Regions from separate parts of the Homo sapiens genome. Here region 2 is linked to region 1. The links are chromatin loops, found by intact Hi-C in ENCODE. Cell type or tissue: PC-9. All regions are shown on one strand. Each heading gives the region's core, and the rest is flanking DNA. Links, peaks and the distances in the headings are about the cores only.

Region 1 (11,250 bases), core at 3,611-8,610:
GAAAAGTAAAAGTATCTTCATTTCTCATGTTCACATCTTAAAGGTAACTTTCTTTCTTTCTTTCTTTCTTTTTTTTTTTTTTTTTGAGACGGAGTCTCACTGTGTTGCCCAGGCTGGAGTGCAGTGGCCTGATCTCAGCTTACTGCAAGCTTTGCCTCGCAGATTTCAAGCTATTCTCCTGCCTCGGCCTCCCAAGTAGCTGGAATTACAGGTGCTCACCACCATGCCTGGCTAATTTTTTTGTATTTTTAGTAGAGACGGGGTTTCACTGTGTTAGCCAGGATGGTTTCGATCTCCTGACCTCGTGATCCACGCACCTCAGCCTCCCAAAGTGCTGGGATTACAGGCGTGAGCCACCGCGCCCGGACTTTTTTTTTTTTTTTTGACACAGTCTCACTCTGTCGCCCAGGCTGGAGTGCAGTGGCTGATCTCGGCTTACTGCAAGCTTTGCCTCCCAGATTTCAAGCTATTCTCCTGCCTTGGCCTCCCGAGTAGCTGGGATTACAGGCACCTGCCACCATGCCCGGCTAATTTTTGTATTTTTAGTGTTTCACTATGTTGACCAGGCTGGTCTCTAACTCCTGACCTCAGGTGATCCACCTGCCTTGGCCTCCCAAAGTGCTGTGATTATAGGCATGAGCCATGGTGCCTGGCCTTTAAAGGTAAATTTCTAGGTAGTTTTTTCTGTGTGTGTGTGTCCATACATTTTATATGTATTTGCAAGCATATAGAACTAATTTTTAGGCCAGGTGTGGTGGCTGATGCCTGTAATCCCAGCACTTTGGAAATCCAAGGCTGGTGAATTGCTTGAGGCCAGGAGTTTGAGACCAGCCTGGCCAACATGGTAAAACCCAGCCTCTACTGAAAATATAGAAAATTAGCCGGGTGTGGTAGCATGCGCTTGTAGTCCCAGCTACAAGGGAAGCTGAGGCCTGAGAACCACTTCAACCCGGGAAGCAGAGGTTGCAGTTAGCCGAGATGGTGCCACTGCACTCCAGCCTAGGTGACAGAGTAAGACTCTGTCTCAAAACAAACAAACAAAAAAAAAAAAACTTATTTTTACATGAACGAACGTGTACTTTATGCATCTTGATTTTTTCTTTTGTTTAACATATATTTTTGTATGTTAATAACATATAGTTCCCCCAAGGCATTAATAAACTCTATTGTATTCTCTTGTAAAGCTTTAATAGTTTTCTCACCAAGCGTCATTTAGACTAATTCTCATTTCTTTTTATTTCAGAAGCCACCGTGAGCTTTTTTTTTTGAGACAGGGTCTTGCTCTGTCACCCAGACTGGAGTGCAGTGGCACGATCATAGCTCACTGTAGCCTTGAATGCCCAGGCTCAAGCCTCAACTTTCCAAATAGCTGTGACTACAGGCCTGCGCCACCACAGCTGGCTAATTTTTAAATTTTTTGTAACGTTGGAGTTTCACTATACTGCTGAGGCTGGTCTTGAACTCCTGGCTTCAAGTGATCCTCCCATCTTGGCCTCCTAAAGTGCTGGGATTACAGGCATGAGCCCACGCACCCAGCCAATTATTCTTATTGGTACATGCATATATACACATGTGCCAGCTTCCATTCAGAGGATGGTTTCCTAGTAGAGAGATTGCCTGGTAAACATTAGTTTTTAGAAAATAATTTGTGTTTTGTGGCTAGGGCTTGGGCTCGCTACCCAGAGTTGTGCTGCATACGGTTCCCCACTAGGCGTCAGGAGAGCCCTATACATCTCTAGACAACGCCGTGCATTTCCAGAAAACCTTCAGATGTGTTCACAAGGCTGGTCTGGATTTTTCAAAAAATAATTTTTCTATTGTTCATAGTTCATCTCCACGAACAACCTAATGCTGTGTTTTCTATAAAGTGAAGCTGACATAATCTTTTCCAGTGGTGGTCTTGGTTTGTGCTACTGTTCCTGGCAATGGGCCTCAGGTAAAGGAATAGAAAAGACACAATGCCCAGTTGCTATTTTCCAGATGATAATGAGTAAAACCATGAATGATGTCACTGATGCCAGGGTGCTACCAATGCACGTTTCATGAATGACAACTGCAGAACATTTAGAAGATTCTTTATCACCCTTTTACTAGGTAGTGATCAAATATTTTTCTAAAAGAGTTGACCACAATGGTATACTCAAATCATAAAGTTTCTAGATTTTTCCCAATTGTGTCTTCTTGTAAAAAAATGTGATGATTGCTTTGGTACACCAAACTCCTTGTCATAAGCCATCTTTTGAGTACAGTACCGCAATCCCAGAAGGCATTATGTGAGAAGGCATTTGAAAGCTGAGAAGGAAATGGTTTGTTAGGAACCTAGTGAGAAGCTCTGTAAGCTAGATTGGATAGAATTAAAGTACCCAGAAATAGAAGTAAGGAGGAGAACATAAGATGTGTATTGAAAAGACTTACTTCAGCAATTTTTTTTTTTTTTTTTGAGACGGAGTTTTTTGAGACAGAGTTTCGGTCTCAGCTCACTGCAACCTCCGCCTCCTGGGTTCAAATGATTCTCCTGCCTCAGCCTCCCAAGTAGCTGGGATTACAGGCACCCACCACCACGCTCGGCTAATTTTTTGTATTTTTATTAGAGACGGGGTTTCACCATGTTGGCCAGGCTGCTCTCGAACTCCTGACCTCAGGTGATCCACATGCCTCAGCCTCCCAAAGTGCTGGGATTACAGGCATGAGCCACCACATCTGGCCTTACTTCAGCAATTCTATGTAGGTGTTGAAAAGAGGAAACATACCACAGAAAGTAAAAGGGATGTGCTCCTGTTTTTTCAGAGACAGAGTCTCACTTGTTGGCCAGGCTGCAGTGCAGTGGTGTGATCATAGCTCACCATAACCTTGAACTCCTGGGCTCAAGTGATCCTCCCACCTCAGACTCCTGAGCATCTGGGACAACATGCTCACAGCACCACACCGAGCTAATTGTTCTATTTAAAACAATTTTTTTTTTTTTTTGGCCAGGCACAGTGGCTCACGCCTGTAACCCCAGCACTTTGGGAGGCCGAGGTGGGAGGATCGCCTGAGGTCAAGAGATTGAGACCATCCTGGCCAACATGGTGAAACCCTGTCTGTACTTAAAAAATACAAGAATTAGCTGGGCGTGGTAACAGGCACCTATAGTCCCATCTACTCAGGAGGCTGAGGCAGGAGAATTGCTTGAACCCAGGAGGCAGAGGTTGCAGTGAGCTGAGATCACACCTCTGCACTCCAGCCTGGTGACAGAGTGAGACTTCGTCTCAAAAAAAAAAAAAATTTTTTTTTTTTTTTAGAAATGAGGTCTGGCTATGCTGTCCAAGCTGGTCTCAAACTCCTGGCCTCAAGCTATTCTCCTCCCTCAGCTTCCTGAAGCACTATGATTATAGGGATGAGCCACCATGCCTGTCCTGCTCTGTTTTAATAATATACTGGTACATCTTGTCCATTTGAGTCTCAAGATGTTTGTGAATTTAGTAAGAGAACATGTCCTTGGATTCCAGCAGTATTCTATAAGTTCTTAGAATAGCTAGGTGCTGGCAGGTAGCTAGGCACTAGTAGGTAGCTACTTCTGCAACTTGCTCTGACAACGTGGCAGGTCGAAGTCTCTGTAAATAAGATCTTTACTACCATTGTATTTGAGGATCAGCGAAACATTACAGCCTTAGTTTTGTTATAGTCCTGGGGTAATAGATGAGGCAAATATCCATGACAAATTGGAAAGAAACATCCCCTCAGAATCTTCTTACCTATTGGGAGAATGGTTTTCTCTCTAAGTTAAAACAAACTTTCTGATACAGTAGTTTTCAAACTTATTTATTTTTAGCAGCAGTCTTTTGTAAAAATGAAAATTTGACATGGACTTTCAGTGTATAGAATCTGAATATATACAAACAAAAAGTAGGACCACTGCTTGAAAAACTCCTCGGTTTACCCCCGAGCTGGTCAATAAGGTCATAGGGCTTCCCGGACTCGGCTTGAAACACACTAGACTAGACGGCTCTGTCAGTAATTACACTAGACAGAGCCCCCGCTGCCCCATGGCCAAGCCACTCCCAGTTTACAACCCCCTAGGAGTCACCCTTGACTCACTGAACAAGCAATGTTCAAGTGACTACTGTTTGCCACCACCTGGGTTAGACCCTGGGTACACAGAGATGAAGGAGGCTCAGGTCTCATCCTTGAGGAGCTCAGAGTCCATGCAGAACTACTTTCTAAACTTTAGGGAGCATTGTAATTGCCTGGGCTGCTCATTAATATGTATTATTTCTGGTTTTCACCCCAGAAATGCCCATTCAAAAGGTAAGGGGTGGAGCCTAGAAAGTTGCATCTTTAATATGCATTAACCTAGTGGGAGAAACACAAACATAAACAAGTGCAGTAATGAGGAACCAATGTGCTGGGTGTGAACGGAGGCAGCGGGAGGATTGCAGGATGACAGAGGGGCGTGAGAGGCACCCAGGCGGGCATTATGAGGCCTGGAGGGCATGCCAGCAGAGGGAGCCCCAAGGGGCAAATCCCAACTGCCTAGCTGTTAAAGTCTTCCAGAGGAGTGAGCCACAGCCAGGGCTGAAGGGGCCGCACAGTAGGGCTGGTCATACAACAGCAACCTGAGAGGAGCTCGCTCACATCGTGCACTGCCTCGCATCACTGTGCTAAGGACTTCACACTTATTCTCCTTTCATTCTCACAAGTCCCACCACATAGTGCTACTAATATTCCCACTTCATGAATGATGTTGACATTTAGCGAGATTAAGTGACTTGCAGAAGGGAAACCAGGACTGGAACCCAGGTTTGTTCCTTTCCAAACCCATGTCTTCAACTATTAAATCCTATTTCATCTTTTTTTTTTTTTTTTTTTTTTTTTTTGAGACGGAGTCTCGCTCTGTTGCCAGGCTGGAGTGCAGTGCCGTGGTCTCAGCTCACTGCAACCTCTGCCTCCTGGGTTCAAGCGATTCTCCTGCCTCAGCCTCCCAAGTAGCTGGGATTACAGGCACGTGCCACCACACCCGGCTAATTTTTTTGTATTTTTAGTAGAGATGGGGTTTCACCATGTTGGTCAAGCTGGTCTTGAACTCCTGACCTCGTGATCTGCCTGCCTCGGCTTCCCAAAGTGCTGGAATTATAGGCGTGAGCCACAGTGCCAGACTTTTTTTTTTTTTTTTTTGAGACTGAGTCTTGCTCTGTCACCCAGGTGGAGTGCAATGGCATGATCTCAGCTCACTGCAGTCTCAGCCTCCCAGGTTCAAGCAATTCTCCTGCCTCAGCCTCCCAAGTGGCTGGGACTGCAGACATGCCCCACCATGCCCAGCTAATTTTTGTATTTTTAGTAGAGACAGGGTTTTGCCATATTGGCCAGGCTGGTCTTGAACTCCTGACCTCAGGCAATCCACCCTCCTTGGCCTCCAAAAGTGCTGGGATTACAGGCATGAGCCACTGAGCCCAGCCCCTATTGCCTCTTAAAGGATGTAGACAAGGGAATGGACCAAAACAATCTGTAAGAGGTAAATTCCAGAGGACTTGATGATTGGTTGGCTGTAAGGAGTGAGCAGTCATTCCCTATTCTCCAGCCTGGGGTGCCTGAGTGATGCCACTGACCTGAACAGTGCCTCCTGGAAGAGGAGCGTGCTGAGGAAGGAAGGCTCTGGTAGCTGCCTAGGGAATGGCCTGCAGGTAGCTGGATGTGTGGGAATGAAGGTTGGGTAGAAATCTGATATAGAGATATTGGTTTGGGAATCAGTGGAAACTGTGAAACTCAATGAGTTCACTCACAGAGAGAGGCCTTGAGTGAGAAGAACAGAAGAATGGAGGAGAAGTAGAGTGTGCAAAGGAGGCAGCGAAAGGGAGTGTCATGGAAGCCAAGGGAGTGGAGTTTCAGCAAGAGTCACCTGAGTTCAAGTGACGTAGAGAGGTCCAGAAAGATGAGGGCTGAACAGTATCCACTGGATTGGCACGTTTGATGGTTGACGACCTTAAGGAGACAAGTTTCAGGAGCCCGTTACAGCACGTCGCAGAAGAACTAAGTAGGAACAACAGCAAGCTGGAGAGAGCAAGCATGGACCATTCTTTTGAATGGCTTGAATGAGAAGTGAGGGCAAAAATTGCAGGACATGACAGGGAGTGGAGCAGCCTGGAAGACAGACTCCCAGTGCTTCTCTGCACGGGTTGGCATTTGCCACCATAAACTGCTAGGATGGCGAGAGTAATCCATCCTTTGCCTTGTGAAAATGGGCTTTTGCAACCAGGCAGATGACTGTGGTTCTCAAGCCAAAGAAATGGAGAAGAGGCATCGCAGCAAGGGACGAATTTTTCTTCAGAATTCTCCATTTCCTGGAAGTCTTCATTCCTAATTCCCACACCTGCTGGTGACAAGACACAGTCCTGATTTCCCTGCCTGAGAGGCTCAGCCGGGGACCTCAGGGACAGCTGCATCCTGGTGTCCTTCCGCCAGCCAACAGGTGGCCACCTGCCCTTCTGGGTGGCATCTTTCCAGTTCTACAGAAACTATAAAACTGCAACAACAACAAAGGGACTGCTGGGCGTCGCTGAGTCAGACCCGTGTGTCACCTGGCCGCCCGCACCCCCATGCCTGCCTGCGAGGGCCTTTCTGGGCTGCTGTCCAGAGCGCATGCGCCGCCCTGCTGCGACCTCTCCGCAAGGGCTGCAGGGTGGGCCAGGTGCGTCTCTGCTGGAGCGCTCTTCTAAAAAAGGGCATGGCTCCACTTACTATTTACTTAAAAACAATGCATCTTTTTCTGTTGGAGTGGTGGGCGATTGGGGATTGCTCCTTTGTTTCCCACAAACAGAAGCAAGGGCCGAGAGGGGGAGTTCTCCTTCTTTTTTCTTTTTTTTTTTTCGAGACGGAGTCTCGCTCTGCTGCCCAGGCTGGAGTGCAGTGGCGCGATCTCTGCTCACTGCAAGCTCCGCCTCCCGGGTTCACGCCATTCTCCTGCCTCAGCCTCCCGAGTAGCTGGAACTACAGGCGCCCGCCACCAGGCCTGGCTAATTTTTTGTATTTTTAGTAGAGACGGGGTTTCACCATGTTAGCCAGGATGTTCTTGATCTCCTGACCTCGTGATCCGCCCGCCTCGGCCTCCCAAAGTGCTGGGATTACAGGCGTGAGCCACAGCGCCCAGCCTCTTTATTATTTATTTATTTTTTTTAAGTCAAAAAGACTTGGCCATATTTATAATCAAGGGTGGGATGCAGGGTGGAAGAAACCGAAATTTGAGTAGAGAAGACTTGCAGAGCAGATTCCCCCACCACCCCGGGCCCCGCGGAGAGTTGGGGAGGTAGGCGTCATCTGAGGACAGAGGGCAGTGTGGGGAGCTTGGTCTGGGTCCAGATCGTGACAGCATCTCCTGCAGATGGGATATTTGCCCTGTGTCTGACACTGTGTCAGTACTCACTACCACCTGTGGGCCGTCCAAGGCCATGAATGAGGGGTGACCCAGTGTGGGCCCCAGCAGCCGCACTCCAGAGCCTGTGCCCTTAACCAGCACAAATCAACATACAGCTCCACCGTATCTAACCAAAGGGCCCAAAGGCAATAGAGATCACACTTCTTGGATTAATTTTCTCTACGTGGCAAGCAGCAAAGTCATCAACCCAGAGAGAGAGGGAACGCGAACTGACAAGGAGGTGCGGGGAGCATGGTCCGGGTTGGGGGAGGGTGATGACCAAGGATGAATGTATTACCCTTAGGGACCTGGATAAAACAAGATACCTGGAATGTCTTCTTTGACAATCGGTAAGATCCTGCCCTTTCTCCAGTAGCACAGAGTCATTTGGGCTCCTACCAGAGAGGGCCGACTGCAGCACGGAGGGACAGAATGGAGGGACCGGAGGCGGGAGCAGCTCAGATTAGCCCTGATGAGGTGCAGGACAGGTAGGATGGGCAGGACAGGAGGGCCGGGAGTAGGAGCTAATGGAGTGTTTGGGGGCTGGGGGTGGCTATGAGGTTGAAGAGCAGGTGCCACCTGAGTGAGGTGGCAAAGAGGGAAGGACTGGAGACTGTGCTCAGAGGATGGGGGACCAGTGAGGGCTTAAAGATACATATACATTCAGATGGGATTCAACAATGCAGCCATTTATAATAAAAAACCACGACCGAGGCTAAGGAGGGTCGCTGGTGGGCTGAGTTGCTCTAGACTGAATGTTTGTGTTCCCCAATTTCATATGTCAAAGCCTAATTCCCAGTGTGGTGGTATTGGGAGGTGGGGCATTTAGGAGGGGATCAGGTCGTGAGGGTGGAGCCTTATGAACAGGATGACTGCCCTTATAAAAGGGACCCCAGGGAGCTCCCTAACCCCTTCTGCCACGTGAGAACGCAGCAAGAAAACACCATCTAAGAACCAGGAAGCCGGCCCTCACCAAACACCAAATCCACCAGGGACTTGATCTCCCCCACCTCCAGCACTCTGAGAAATGATTGATGTTTAAACACATTTATGCCTGAAGTTGCAATTTTTTGAATTTTTGCTATCAGACCTTGGTAATAACTTTGAGCAGTAGGATATAAATAGCTCCCACATGCTTAGCGTTCCGATAATGGAATACTAGGCGTAAATGGGTTTAAGCTGCCCAGTTTGCGGGATTTTGTTGTGGCAGCCAGGGCAGACTATGAGGGAGTGGCTATGTCCTTGAGAACTGTTCCTTTACTCTCTCTTTCTTCCTTCCTTCCTTCCTTTCTTTCTTCTCTTTTCTCTTTCTTCTTTCTTTTTTTCTTTCTTTCTTGCTTTTTTAAAATTTCTTTCTCTCCTTCTTTCTTCTTTCTTTCTTTCTTTTTTTGTTTTTGATGGACTCTCACTCTGTCACCCAGATTGGAGTGCACTAGGGCGATCTTGGCTCACTGTAACCTCTGACTCTTGGGTTCAAGTGATTCTCCTGCCTCAGCCTCCCAAGTAACTGGGATTACAGGTGCCTGCCACCACTCCTGGCTAAATTTTTGTATTTTTAGTAGAGATGGGGTTTCGCCATGTTGCCCAGGTTGGTCTCAAACTCCCGGCCCCAGGTAATCCGCCCACCTCAGCCTCCCAAAGTGCTGGGATTACAGGCATAAGCCATCATGCCTGGCTTTACGTTTTCTTTCTTGCTGGTGATTTTTACCCTCCTGCTGGCATTGAGATGGCCACACCAGTTCCAGAAGCTAAACAATGGAGAAGACTTGCTCTTTGGACCAAGGGTCTTTTTCCTGGCAGCCTCTCAGCAGTCACCCTCATGTCTCCCAGGCCTGTGCTGGGTCACATGAAGGCACCTAAGTGAACCTCAGACCCTCAGACCACAAGGCAGCCTTGCAGCAAGCGGGGCGGCTTCCCTGAGGCACTGAGTTTGAGGTAGGTACACCACAAAGTCAAGGTTCTGTTAGGGAGGAAGAAGGTCCTTATAGTGGGATACTGGCGTTTGAGATTTTTGAGGTGAAAGAGTTCAAAATGTGAGCAAGAGGCCAGGCACAGTGGCTCACGCCTGTAATTCCAGCACTTTGGGAGGCCAAGGCGAGCAGATCACCTGAGGTCAGGAGTTCAAGACCATCCTGGCCAACATGGTGAAACTCCATCTCTACTAAAAATATAAAAATTAGCTGTGCGTGGTGGTGGGCACCTATAATCCCGGCTACTCGGGAGGCTGAGGCAGAGAATCACTTGAACCTGGGAGGTGGAGGTTGCAGTGAGCCAAGATCTTGCCACTGCACTCCAGCCTGGGTGACAGAATGAGGCTCCATCTCAAAAAAAAAAAAGACAGGAAGGCCCAGGGACCACAGGCCTCTGGGTGGGTCATCCATGGGGATATTGACATCACCCAGAATTATGGCACAAGGTGGCTGGGGCATGGAGAGGGACACAGCAAGCCAACCTGCCAGACCCCATAAGTGGAGGGGTGCTGGAGAGGAGCAGGTGACAGACAAAGAGGAAAGGGGGGTGGGGTGTGCTTCTTTTCCTTCTCCCTGAACCCCGTTGACTATAAGCACCTACTGCTTCGTCCTACTGCTCTGGGCAGGTGCCCATGTCTCTTCTATCTAGAGCAACAGCTTCTTGCCTGGCCTCCCTGCCTACCCATGCTCCCTCCACTCCCTGGTTTCCAAACTTCACTGCATTCCGGAATCCTCAGGGAGCTTCTCAAAACCTAATGCCCAGGCCACACTGTAGTCCAGTTGAAGGAAAGTCCCTACGGCTGCTTCCAAGCTTCAGCGCTTGCCAGAACTCCTCGGGTTATCCATTATCATGCAGCCCAGGTTGGAACGACACCTCTGCCTGTCCCCACACTGCCCATTCTCTTCTCAAAAGCCAGGTGGAAGTGGTACAGTTCTTTTGGAATTTGTCTAGCAGGTCTTCTTGTTTTTACTGGAAAATCCTCCAAAGGAAAAAACAATAAAAAGGCAGTAGGAGCAGGTCATTCCCATTCATTCAAAAAACAGTTGTCTGGCTAGCACCGTGGCTCTCACCTGTAGTCCCAGCACTTTGGGAGGCCAAGGCAGGAGAACTGCTTGAGCCCAGGAGTTCAAGACCAGCCTGAGCAACATAGCAAGACCCTGTCTCTACACTATCTTTTGTTTTTATTAGCTGGGCATAGTGCCTGTGGTCCCAGCTACTTGGGAGGCTGAGAAGGGAGGATCACTTGAGGCCTGGAGGTTGAGGCTGCAGTGAGCTATGATCACACCACTGCACTCCAGCCTGGGTGACAGAGTGAGACCCTGTCTCTTTTTTTTTTTTTTTTTTTTTTTGAGACAGAGTCTTGCTCTGTCGCCCAGGCTGGAGTGCAGGGGCATAATCTCGGCTCACTGCAACCTCTGCCTCCTGGGTTCAAGCAATTCTCGTGCCTCAGTCTCCCAAGTAGCTGAGATTACAGGCACGCACCACCACACCCAACTAATTTTTGTATTTTTAGTAGGAGACGGGGTTTCACCATGTTGGCCAGGCTGGTCTCGAACTCCTGACCTCAAGTGATCCCCCCCTCCTCGGCCTCCCAAAGTGCTGGGATTATAGGCATGAGCCACCACACCCGGCTGACCCTGCCTCTTAAAGAGAGAAAAAAGGCCAGGCACGGTGGCTCACGCCTGTAATGCCAGGCCGAGGAGGGCGGATCACGAGGTCAGGAGTTCAAGACCAGCCTAGCCAATATGGTGAAACCCATCTCTACTAAAAATACAAAAATGAGCCTGGTGTGGTGGTGTGCGCCTGTAATCCCAGCTACTCGGGAGGCTGAGGCAAGAGAATCGCTTGAACCCTGGAGGCGGAGGTTGCAGTGACACGAGATCACGCCATTG
Region 2 (11,250 bases), core at 3,136-8,135, 200 kb after region 1:
CCATCCTGGCTAACACAGTGAAACCCCGTCTCTACTAAAAATGCAAAAAATTAGCTGGGCGTCATGGTGGGCACCTGTAGTTCCAGCTACTTGGGAGGCTGATGCAGGAGAATGGCGTGAACCTGGGAGGCAGAGCTTGCAGTGAGCCGAGATCGCACCACTGCACTCCAGCCTGGGCGACAGAGCAAGACTCCATCTCAAAAAAAAAAAAAAAAAAAAAAAAATCAAGAATAGGTTTGGGGGGAAAAAATCAGGAATTAACTTTAACTTTGAGATATTCCATTGATATCTAAGTGCACCAGTATGTTGGTAGTCAATTTCAGAGGAGCAAATAATTCAGAGAAGATACCGAGCTGTAAGTCATCAGCACAGAGATGAGATTTAAAACAATGAAACCAGATGAGATCACTGTCCTGGATTTGAGTTTGAGTCTCAAGAAGAAAAAAAGAGTTCACCAGGATTTTCTTTTTTCTGAGATAATAAAGAAATTGTCAGTATTTTACTTAGCTGAAGACTCAATTTGAAGGGCTTTTAAAGTGTACGATAATATTAATATCTGTTAAACTAATGTAATATCACATTTTAGACAAAGTTATAATCACATTTTTCATTTCTTCTTTGAAGAGCAAGATTCTTTTTGTATGTGCATCAGAAAAATGAGAAGATTTATAAATGTGAGTTTACAGATCATCTAATCCAATTCCTTTGTTTTATAAAAAGGAAGCGAAGGAAGGTGAAGGTGAAGAGAGGCTAAGTGACCTGCTTGAATTCACACAGCTCACCCGTGGTAAACTACAGCCCTGGTCTGCAGACTCCCTGTTCTCTGTGTCACTACTGGCTTTTCAGGTTAAGGAGTTCCAGTTAATAATATTCTTGCAAAGCCTGTCTCTATCTTAATATAACTGATTATCATTCAATATCGCCACAATGGCAGTAACTGCAGAGTTAGGTAGACGACAAAGCATCTGAAAAAGCTCCTTAGGTGACTGTGACAACCAACCCATCCTCACCCCTAGGTGTGCCATGTCACTTAGTGACAATATAGAGAGCTGTAGATAATTAACTTCTATCTCCTAAGCCTAATCCAGTCGTTGTTTTCCTTTCTTTTTTAGAGACAGAGTCTCACTATCTTGCCCAGGATGGCCTCCAACTCCTGGCCTCAAACAATTCTTCCACCTCAGCCTCCCCAGTGGCTGGGACTACAGGCGCAAGCCACCACACCTAGCTAAGTGGTTTTACTGTCTAATGTTACTGTTAGGTTCTCTGGTCCCTAAGTCTTTGTTGTAGATTACTCTTCGTGTTACAAAATAAAAATAAAAGCTTTTAGCTTCATGCTATGGTTTTAAATTGGTTTAAACTATGGTTACAAAACCCTCATCAGAGTTGATGCCTAATTATTGCTTAAGAGAGGCTTAAAATATAAATTAAAAACTATAACCTATTAACTGTCTCTACTTAAAAATTTAAGACCATACAGATGTGAGAATTACTAACATTATCACTTAACTATCAATAAAGGGCAACATATTAAGGAATTTAAATAGCAGACCAATTCATTTGATAATGCAGAATAAATTTACTAAGAATTCATTTCCTTGCCAATATGAAACAACAATTTTTAAACATTTTATGTTCTATAAAGCACTTTACAAATAAAAGTTGCTGTTATTATGCTTATCTGATAAAAAAGATGAGATTGTTAAAGGTCACCATTTAATGATCCACGCTGAAGACCAGGAAATGTTTCATGCATTTGCCATTTGAAAGAATATTTACTAAATTCCCGCTATATACCCAGCATTACACAGGGCTGGGAAATACAACGGAAACAAGACATAGGTCCTCTCCTGAAGGATTTTATGGTTTAGTGGGAGATACACTTAAGAAAGCATGCAATTGGCCAGGCGGGGTGGCTCATGCCTGTAATCCCAGCACTTTGGGAGGCCGAGGCGGGCGGATCACCTGAGGTCAGGAGTTCAAGACCAGCCTGATCAAAATGGAGAAACCCCATCTCTACTAAAAATACAAAAAAATTAGCCGGGTGTGGTGGCACATGCCTGTAATCCCAGCTACTTGGGAGGCTGAGGCAGGAGAATCGCTTGAACCCGGGAGGCGGAGCTTGCGGTTGAGATTGCGCACCACTGCACTCCAGCCTGGGCAACAAGAGAGAAACGCTGTCTCAAGAAAAAAAAAAAATAAGAAGAAGAAAGCATGCAATTAAAATAAAGCAGACTGAGTTTTTCCCTAGGAATTAGTATAAAATGCTGCCTATGATGCACATTGGAAGGACAACTAATATAGTCCGGGAAACGATCCAAGAAGAAAAAATAAGCCCAGGTTTTAACAAATGTGTATTAGCTAGGCAAAGTAGGAAATGTGTTATGGGCAAAAGGAACAGTACTGCAAATACCTAGAAGTTAAAGAGAAGATGAAGCTTTCAAAGCCTTAAATATGGATCAATACCACCAAAGTAAAGACTGGGAGGGGAAAGGGATGAACCAGAGATATCTGTGATCAAACCAACTATGTTATTAAATGAATAAACAGCCTATTAAGCAATGGGGGGATCAGTTAAATAATAATGTCCATTATTATGGACATTAATTAATGGAATATTAAGCAATCATTAAAAATGATGTTGAAATATATTTGATAACAGAAAATGTTCATTAAAACAAGTATTTATTGATAATCTGTTACTGTACTAAGCTAGGTAGTTGAAAAATTAGGTTACAAACCACTATGTCCACATGTGATATAATTCTTAGGAAAATCACACATATGTCCATAAGAAAAAATGATTAGAAGAATATAAAATGCTAACAACAGCTATTATTGTTGGGGAATGGGGTTGCAAGTGATTTTTCCTTTGCTTTTGCTTATCTTTATTTTCTAATCTTTCCCTCTTATTATAAAAACTAGTATGGTTGACCCTTGAACAACACGTTTGAAGTGCATGGGTCCACTTATACACGTATTTTGTTTTCAATAAAAATTACTCTTGAGTGTTTTGCCTGTCTCTCTTGCCTCCTCTTCCACCTCCTCCACCTCTTCAGCCACTGACACCCCTGAGCAACAAGACCAATCCCTCCACTTCCTCAGACTATTCAATGCAAAGATGAAGACCATTATGATGATCAATCTCCACTTAATGAATAGTAAATATATTTTCCTTATGAGGTTCTTAATAACATTTTCTTTACTCTAGCTTACTTTAAAAATACAGGTCTGGGTGTGGTGGCTCATGCCTGCAATCCCAGCACTTTGGGAGGCCAATGCGGGATAACTGCTTGAACCCAGGAGTTCAAGACCAGTGTGGGCAAAAGAGTGAGACCCTGTCTCTACCAACACAAAACAAAACAAAAATTCGCTGGGCATGGTGGTGGGGACCACTATAGGGGTGGCTCATGCCTATAATCCCAGCTACTTGGGAGGCTGAGGTGGGAGGATCACCTGAGCCCAGGAAGTTGAGGCTGCAGTGAGCTATGATTGTGCCACTGTACTCTAGCCAGGGCAACAGAGCCAGACCCTGTCAATAATAATAATAATAACAATAATACAGGATATAACACATATAAAATATGTATTAACTGTTATGTTACCGGTAAGACTTTCAATCAAAACTTAAGTTTGAGAGAGTCAAATGTGTTATACTCAGATTTCTGACTGCAAAGGAGGGTCAGTGACCCTAACCACCACGTTGTTCAGGGTCAACTGTATAAACAATCCAAAGGAGATTACAGAACTTTTCATAGGACCAAGTGCTATTAAAAGAAAACTATACGTGTGGCTCATCTACCAGAAGTTCTGGCAAATGGCAGACATCTGAAGTTGTATCTGTGTTTTTTAAACAATTATCCAACTAACCTTTATTGAGTACCTATTTGTATCAGGCACCAAAATATAGATACAAAAATAAATGAGGCATAGTCCTTGCCCTCAAAGGGCTCACAGCCAAGTGGAATAGACAAACACATATACATACAATGTGTGCTGTGGTGAGGTAACTGTTAACAGAGATATCACAAAATACTATGGAAGTACTGAGGACAGAGACCTCCAGCATTTCAGAAGCTGCTATTTAATACACAGATATCTAGGTGTATTTAGAAAGTCACATTTATCCCACATCACCTTGACCTATTTGCCACAAGAAAAAAAAGAGGGGATGGGGGATTGGAAGAGACACTACACTAATTATACAAACTAGATTTACAATGCAGTATTGATGTACTAAACCTGCTCTACAAGGAGCCTATTGTAGGAATTACACAATGACCAGACCAAGAGACACATTATCAGATGGTCTACTCCTGTTCTTTAGCACTCTAGGTTGTCAAGGGCAGATCTGCAATCAAGTCTGACTGTGTATGAATGGAGTTTTCAAGTAAAGTGAAATAGCTAGAAAAGAGGAAGCCATATATATTACCCAACTTTTAGTGAAAGAAAACAAAAATGAAGGGCAAAATAAAAGCCAAGAAAGAAGACTAGAGTCTGTTCGTTTCATTTGTCAAATAAACCAAAACAATTAACTTCCCCCTCTTGAAACACTTGCTTTAATTTCCTATCCTTATTTTGCCTTTGTCATTGCATAGACATTTAATTTTCTTTTTCACCATTCTAGTTCCAATTTTCTTTTAAATATAATAGGAACAATCAAATATACAGTATCAATCTGGTCACTTTGAGTACTTAAACCTCTATTATACAGAAAATTATGAAAAAATATTTTTTCCCACAAAGTTGAAAGGGGGATGAGAAATGTTTTGACAGTGTAGGCCACATAAGTAATTGTAATTACCCACACAAGATCCTCACTGTGAAATTTCCTCAGAAGGAGAAATCTGTGGCTCATATAAAATTCCATATATTATAATGATTATGGCATTGGATCTAATTTTTTAAAATACTGTTTTATGGTTAATCCTAATATTTAAAATGAATGTGTATATTATATATCAATTATAAATAAAATTAATTTTTAAGAAATGCCTATCAACTGACAAAATACAGTTGGGAAATTTGACATTTGTAATTTACCTTAATTCATTACATGTTCCTCAAGAAGTCACTGTAGATAGGAGAACTTAATACCACAGCTATAGCCCTGCACTGTCCTGCTAACCCCCTTCCTGTTTCCTCCTTCACCTGCACTGTCCTGCTAACCCCCTTCCTGTTTCCTCCTCCACCTTAAGAATGAGCAACCCGCCCAAAAGCCTGCTCCAGTCACCACTGCCCTGTTAACTTTTATTCTAGCCAATCATCACATCTCTTGACAAATGCCTTCTTCTCTTCCTGTGCTCTTTTATAACCTAAGCACCCTTTCATTATCTTACCTCAAAACCTCTATTCACGGATTTTTGCAACTTCCCTCTAGTGTCTCTTTCTACACACACACACACACACACACACACACACACACACACACACACACACAGAGGGAGAGAGACAGAACCACTCTTGATAATCCATTAATAGCTTATTTATAACCCCCCAAAGTTGAAAGTGATCCCCCATTCTGACCACCAGATTTTTCTGGGCCTGGTGGAGTGCAGCAGGCCTGAAGGAGAGCTAGAGGGGCTCCAGAGCACACACACAGGGAAGGAAAGCCTGGTGGGAGAGGGGCGTTACTTTATTCTGTGTGGGCAAGCATCGAAGAGGCCACCAAACAGGTATGAGCCAGAACAGCTTTCCTGTGCCTAACTCATACCAGCAACTATTGGGGAGACTGTATTTGAACTATATCTCTGGGCCTGGCACTTTTTTTAACATTTGCCAATGAATGGTTTCATCTCAGCGCCCCAGAATAGTTCAACTGCTTCAAAGAAATGTTTGGAAGAAGAAATAATTTGCTGTATAGTAATAATTTGCTGAGAATTAAATACTAACAGCCTCAACTGCTGGTTTCTCTTGTACTAAGAGTATTCAAAAAACAAATAGATACGGTCTCCGCTGTTTTTTAGAGCTGCCCAACTACTTAAAATAGCTGCTTAATTTCTTTGCTCCACTTTCCAGGGGCACAATTAAATATGCAGGCTGGAGGAAGAAGAGTGGAATCAAATGGCACAGATGCCCACATGACTGCATAGCTGGGTGTGTAGGCCCTGGACTGCCCCAGCTCACCCCCATCCACTCATGTCTAGATGTAAGACTGAGGAAAACTGCAGCGAAGGTGTGGGTGAGCAAACAGCTGGGACTGCATTGGCCAGGGACGCATGTGCAGAGGCGGCAGAGTTCACATACTTTGGATTTTTATACAAGAGACTAGCTTGAGTCACTAACCAGAGGGCACATAATCTTTGACATTTCAAAATTTCGAGATATATGATGTAAGAAAACCATTTACTCCTAATATTTTCTTATGTCTAATATTTGACATAATTACGTCTTCCTAAACATACACATTTTTAAACTAAATTAGAAATGTAAAATTATTATAAGATATCTCAAATCTAAAATTCTTTTTGAATTCTGTCAGAAGAAATGATTCTTTCAAGAACACTCCCTAAATTCCTGGTTATTAAAAACAATATTTTGAATACTGCCTAAGATTTCCTTTAGAGGTCACATAAAAGGCCAAATTACATTTTAATGACTATACAGTAGAAAACTATACTTCTATAACAACTGGCTTTCTGGCAGTATCTGTCCTAACATATTTTTAGCATATGCCACTGTTTACACTGTTTTTTTTTTCCCTAGTAACAGTGAAACTTCACCAGACCAAATTAACTACCAATTTAAGAAAAATTTAAATATTATCAATAAAACCTATTTTAATGACTTCCTTGGATTATTCTCGAGACTTTTCTAACAGGTCCTTACCTTTGATATCACTTAAAACTTACAGAAAAGTCTCAGGAATTAAAATGACTGAAAAGGCAAGGATATCGACTGGCTCAGTGGGAAAGCATGCAGCCCTGATTGTCACTGGCAATCACCTAAAATCTCAAGAGGAAGTGGCTGCTGGATGAAGCACACACTGAGGGCTAGAAGGCGGAAAGACAAAAAGAACCTGAGTATTTGATAAGACTGTGGAGCTCTAAATAAAGCCAACTCTGAAGCCCACCCCTCTGGAGTTCTAGCTTCTGAGCCAATTTTTGTATCACTTTAAGTTTTTTGGCATTTTTTTTGTTTTGATATAATTTTAAACTTACAGAAACGCCTCAAAAATATACAGAAATTATCAGGAATTCCTGTATATCCTTTGACCAGATTTATCAATACCAATGTTTTACCCCATTTGCTTTATTCACATTTTCTTTCACAAACCGCTGGAGAGTAAGTCACAAACTTTATGCCCATCTCTTCTCCAAATATCTACAAATAAGGGCATGTCTTAGATGACCACAATATAATTATAAAAATAAGAAATTTAACATCTAATCCACAGTCTATATTCAAATTTCAACTGTTCCCCAAACATGCTCTTTGTACTATCCTTCCTAACCCAGGCTCATCCATTGCATTTGTTGTCTTATCTCTTTAGCTTTTTTCTTTTTTTGAGACAGAGTCTCATTCTGTCAGCCAGGCTGGAGTGCAGTGGCACAACCATAGCTCACACAACCAAGCTCATAACCTTGAATTCCCAGGCTCAAGTGATTCTCCCACCTCCTGAATAGCTAGGACTACAGGTACGCCCCACTACACCTGGCTAATTTAAAAAAATTTTTTTATAGAGATGGCATCTCGCTATGTTGCCTAGGCTGGTCTCAAACTCCTATCCTCAAGTGATCCTCCCACCTTGACCTCCCAAAGTGCTGGGATTACAGGTGTGAGCCACCACATCCCTCTTTAGTCTCCTTTAATCAAAAACAGTTCTTCAGCCTTTGTCTTTCATTACAATGACACTGGAAGAATACAGGTCAGGTACATGGTTCCTCAGGTATTTGGTTTGTCTCATGTTTCTGCAGGTTATGCACACTTGGCAGAGATACCTGGCAGAGATACATGACCCTTTCAGTGAGTCAGGAGGCACATGGTATGGTTTGTCCTAATACTGGTGATGTCAACTTTTATTACTGTGGCACACAGACTCTAAGACATCCCTGTCCTTGCCACCTCCTGCTGTTCATGCCCTGTGTGACTCCTCCCTTTGAGTCTAGGTGGGACCTGTGAAGTGCTTCTAACTGACAGAATACAGCAAAAGTGATGGGATGTTCACTATTACAAATACATGATTATATTACATAAGACAGCTTCCATCTTGCTGGAGTCTCCTCTCCTTTGCTGGCTGTGAGGGAGCAAGTGGCCACGTTGGGAACCCACATGGCAAAGGAACTGCAGATAGATAGTCTCTACGTGCTGAGGGCATTCTCCAGCCAATGGCCAGCAAAAAAAAAAAAAAAAAATGAAGCCATCAGTTGTACCATCACAAGGAGCTGAATGTGGCCACAAGCACATGAGCAGGAAATGAATCCTTCCCAGACTAAGCCTCCAGATGATGAGCCCCAGCTGACACCTGAATTAGAATCTTAGGAGACCCTGAACAGAGGACCCAGCTAAGCCAGGCCAGACTCCTAACTAACAAAATCTGTGAGATCATAAATTTGTGGCTGTTTTAAGCTTCTAAACGTGTGGTAACATTGTTACACAGCAATACAAAACTAGTTCAGTCACTTAAGGTGGTTCTGCTAGATTACTCCGGTATACTATTTTTGCCTTTGAAATCAACAGGTATTTAACAGTGAACTCTTTTGAAACTGTTAATATCATGGTCCTCATCAAACCTTCATTAACTAGTTTTAACAACCACTGATGATTTTTACCTAAGTCAGCTAATACTATGATGGTTGAAAAAGAACAACATTCCATCCATCATCACTCCTTCTATATTTGTGAGTTGGCACTGTAAGGAAGAACTTTCCTTTCTCCCCATTTATTCACGTATTTAGAGTCTTGTGGATTTTATTATTTTATCAGTTTTATTTGGTAACTAATTTAATACATTATCATTATTCTTTTTTTTTCTGAGGTAGGGTCTCGCTCTGTCACTCAGGGTGGAGTGCAGTGGCGCCGTTTCAGTGAACTGCAGCCTCGACCTCCTGGACTCAAAAGTGTTCCTCCTAAGTCAGCCTCCAGAGTACAAGGACCACAGTGTACGCAACCACACCCAACTAATTTTTGTGTTTTTGTAGAGATGAGGTCTCACTATATTGCCCAGGCTGGTCTCAAACTCCTGGGCTCAAGCAATCCACCTGCCTCGGACTCCTAAACAGCTGAGGTTACAGGCATGAGCCACTTTGCCTGGCCCATTATCGTTAGTTATTCTGATGCTCAAGTATTTCCAGACTTGGCCAGTGGGCAGTCCTGCAAGCTGACTCCTGAGTCCTTGTGACCTCTCCCATAACTTTTAAAAACTGCTTTATTGGCTGGGTGCGGTGGCTCACGCCTGTAATCCCAGCACTCTGGGAGGCCGCGGCAGGCAGATCACTTAAGGTTCGAGACCAGCCCAGCCAACACGGCAAAACCCCATCTCTACCAAAAAAAAAAAAAATACAAAAAATAGTCAGGCATGGTGGGGGGCACCTGTAATCCCAGCTACTTGGGAGGCTGAGGCAGGAGAGTCACTTGAACCCAGGAGGTGGAGGTTGCAGTGAGCCGAGATCACACCACTGCACTCCAGCCTGGGCGATAAAGCAAGACTCCATTTCAAAAAAAACGAAAACAAAAAACAGAACCAAACTGCTTTATTGAGGTATAATTTACTTACCCTAAAATTTGCTGATTCAAAATGTACAATTATTTAATGATTTTCAGTGAATTTATAAAAATATGCAACCATCACCACCACCACATAATTTTAGAATTTGAATTTTTTATCACTCCAGATGAAAGAAAATTCATGCCCATTTGCAGGCACTCCTCTTCTGACCCCCAGCTCCATGAAATCACTCACGTACTTTCCGTCTCTACAGTTTTGCCATTTCTGGACATTTTATATAAATGAAATCCCACAACGTGGCCTTTGTCTCTGGATTTTTTCACAGTGCCTGTTTTCGAGGTTCCTCCATGTGGCTATATCAGTATTTTGTTCCTTTTTATTGCAGATGGTACTCCATGGCATGGCTGCACCACCTTATCAGGCTTTGTATGCTTCCTTATACCTGGCACAACAAGATGATTTGGCCTCATCTTGTCCTTCCCCTGCCCCAACCCTGGAATCAGCTACTTCTCTGGGGAGCCCTGGTTACTGGTAGTGGGGAAGGCTATTTAGAAACAAAGACGTGGGTGACTAGTTGTGCTCACTTGGGTGACTAGGGGTGCCACTGCTTCCAGGCCCTTTCACAGTGTGTGCGCATGTCTGCACGTGTGCACATATAACGTTTACATAAATACATAGACATATATAGACATATACACACACACATACACATAAAGGGCTGAGTTACTTTTTGTTGCTTGTAGTTGAAGGCATCCTAACAGACAGCAACATAAGAGATCAGATAAAAATCCCTTCCTTTCTCTATTTAGGAAGGAAATGGTAGTAAAAAACAGATCAGTTGTAGTTTCATTCTGCTTCAGAACTCTGAAATGCATACTCAAAAGGTTTCACTTGAGCCTTTTGGCACAAGAAATCTTTTCCAAGCAATGATCCCAAATGCTTGATGTTCATTTTTAATTTTTATTCTATCAATTCATATACTGGCTTAGTGAGTAGCCAGCAAGGAGAGGCTGCTCAGTCCCAGGGTGCTGGGAGTTCACCCTTTGAGATTGTCATCCCACACTAAACACAATCCAGAAAAATGACAGATATGAATTTTTAAGTGTTTTTGAGATATAGCCACTTTAAAGAAATCAGTAACTCTGTGGCGCAGAAACAGAACAGAAAAATGCTGCAGTATAATAAAAGGGCTGAAGCCATGGTCTCCCTGATTCTCTATCCAGAAGCAGCCAGGAGGCTGCAACCCAGATATAGGAGACATGCAATCAGGTCTACTGTGTAAGGCTGGGGCAAACCTTTCCTACTGTGAAACAAGGCTGATGAAAATTGTGAAGGCTGTGCAGATTACAATTTGTAGGAAGAAACACTGCCTGCTCAGGGATTGGATCTATAGCTCTAATATCGCTGTAGGATGAATACTCCAATCCACCCATAAGAATGGTCAACGGCCTAGTTATGTATGAAGTCCTTCTATGGACATCAGGTGAAGAACCCATTGATTTGTAGGTAAACATTTTAGTATACAGATGCTGCTTGACTTATGATGGAGTTACATCCTGATAAGCTCATTGAAAATACCATATAGT

What was found. Hi-C counts contacts between places; a loop is a spot of excess contacts. Peaks named below come from ENCODE experiments on the same cell type or tissue, not always from the same donor. Only the 100,000 strongest peaks of a DNase experiment are listed, where the experiment ranks them.
Region 2: a loop joins it to region 1, with 4 times the contacts of the local background. A loop is called at or near these places in 3 of 110 quality-filtered maps.

Annotation. Positions count from the first base shown.
Region 1 is chr18:12,390,134-12,401,383 of GRCh38, forward strand. It overlaps the pseudogene RNU7-129P. Among named protein-coding and RNA genes, the nearest start is that of PRELID3A, 12 kb to the right of the region's middle. In PC-9, for the core only: a CTCF peak has its summit at 6,416; a DNase peak (open chromatin) is centred at 6,488; H3K4me3 peaks cover 265 bases.
Region 2 is chr18:12,591,770-12,603,019 of GRCh38, forward strand. All of the region lies in intron 2 of SPIRE1 (spire type actin nucleation factor 1), which reads right to left. Among named protein-coding and RNA genes, the nearest start is that of SPIRE1, 61 kb to the right of the region's middle. In PC-9, for the core only: no CTCF peak of the experiment used is centred there; DNase peaks (open chromatin) are centred at 6,222, 6,602, 6,932 and 7,962; H3K27ac peaks cover 3,059 bases.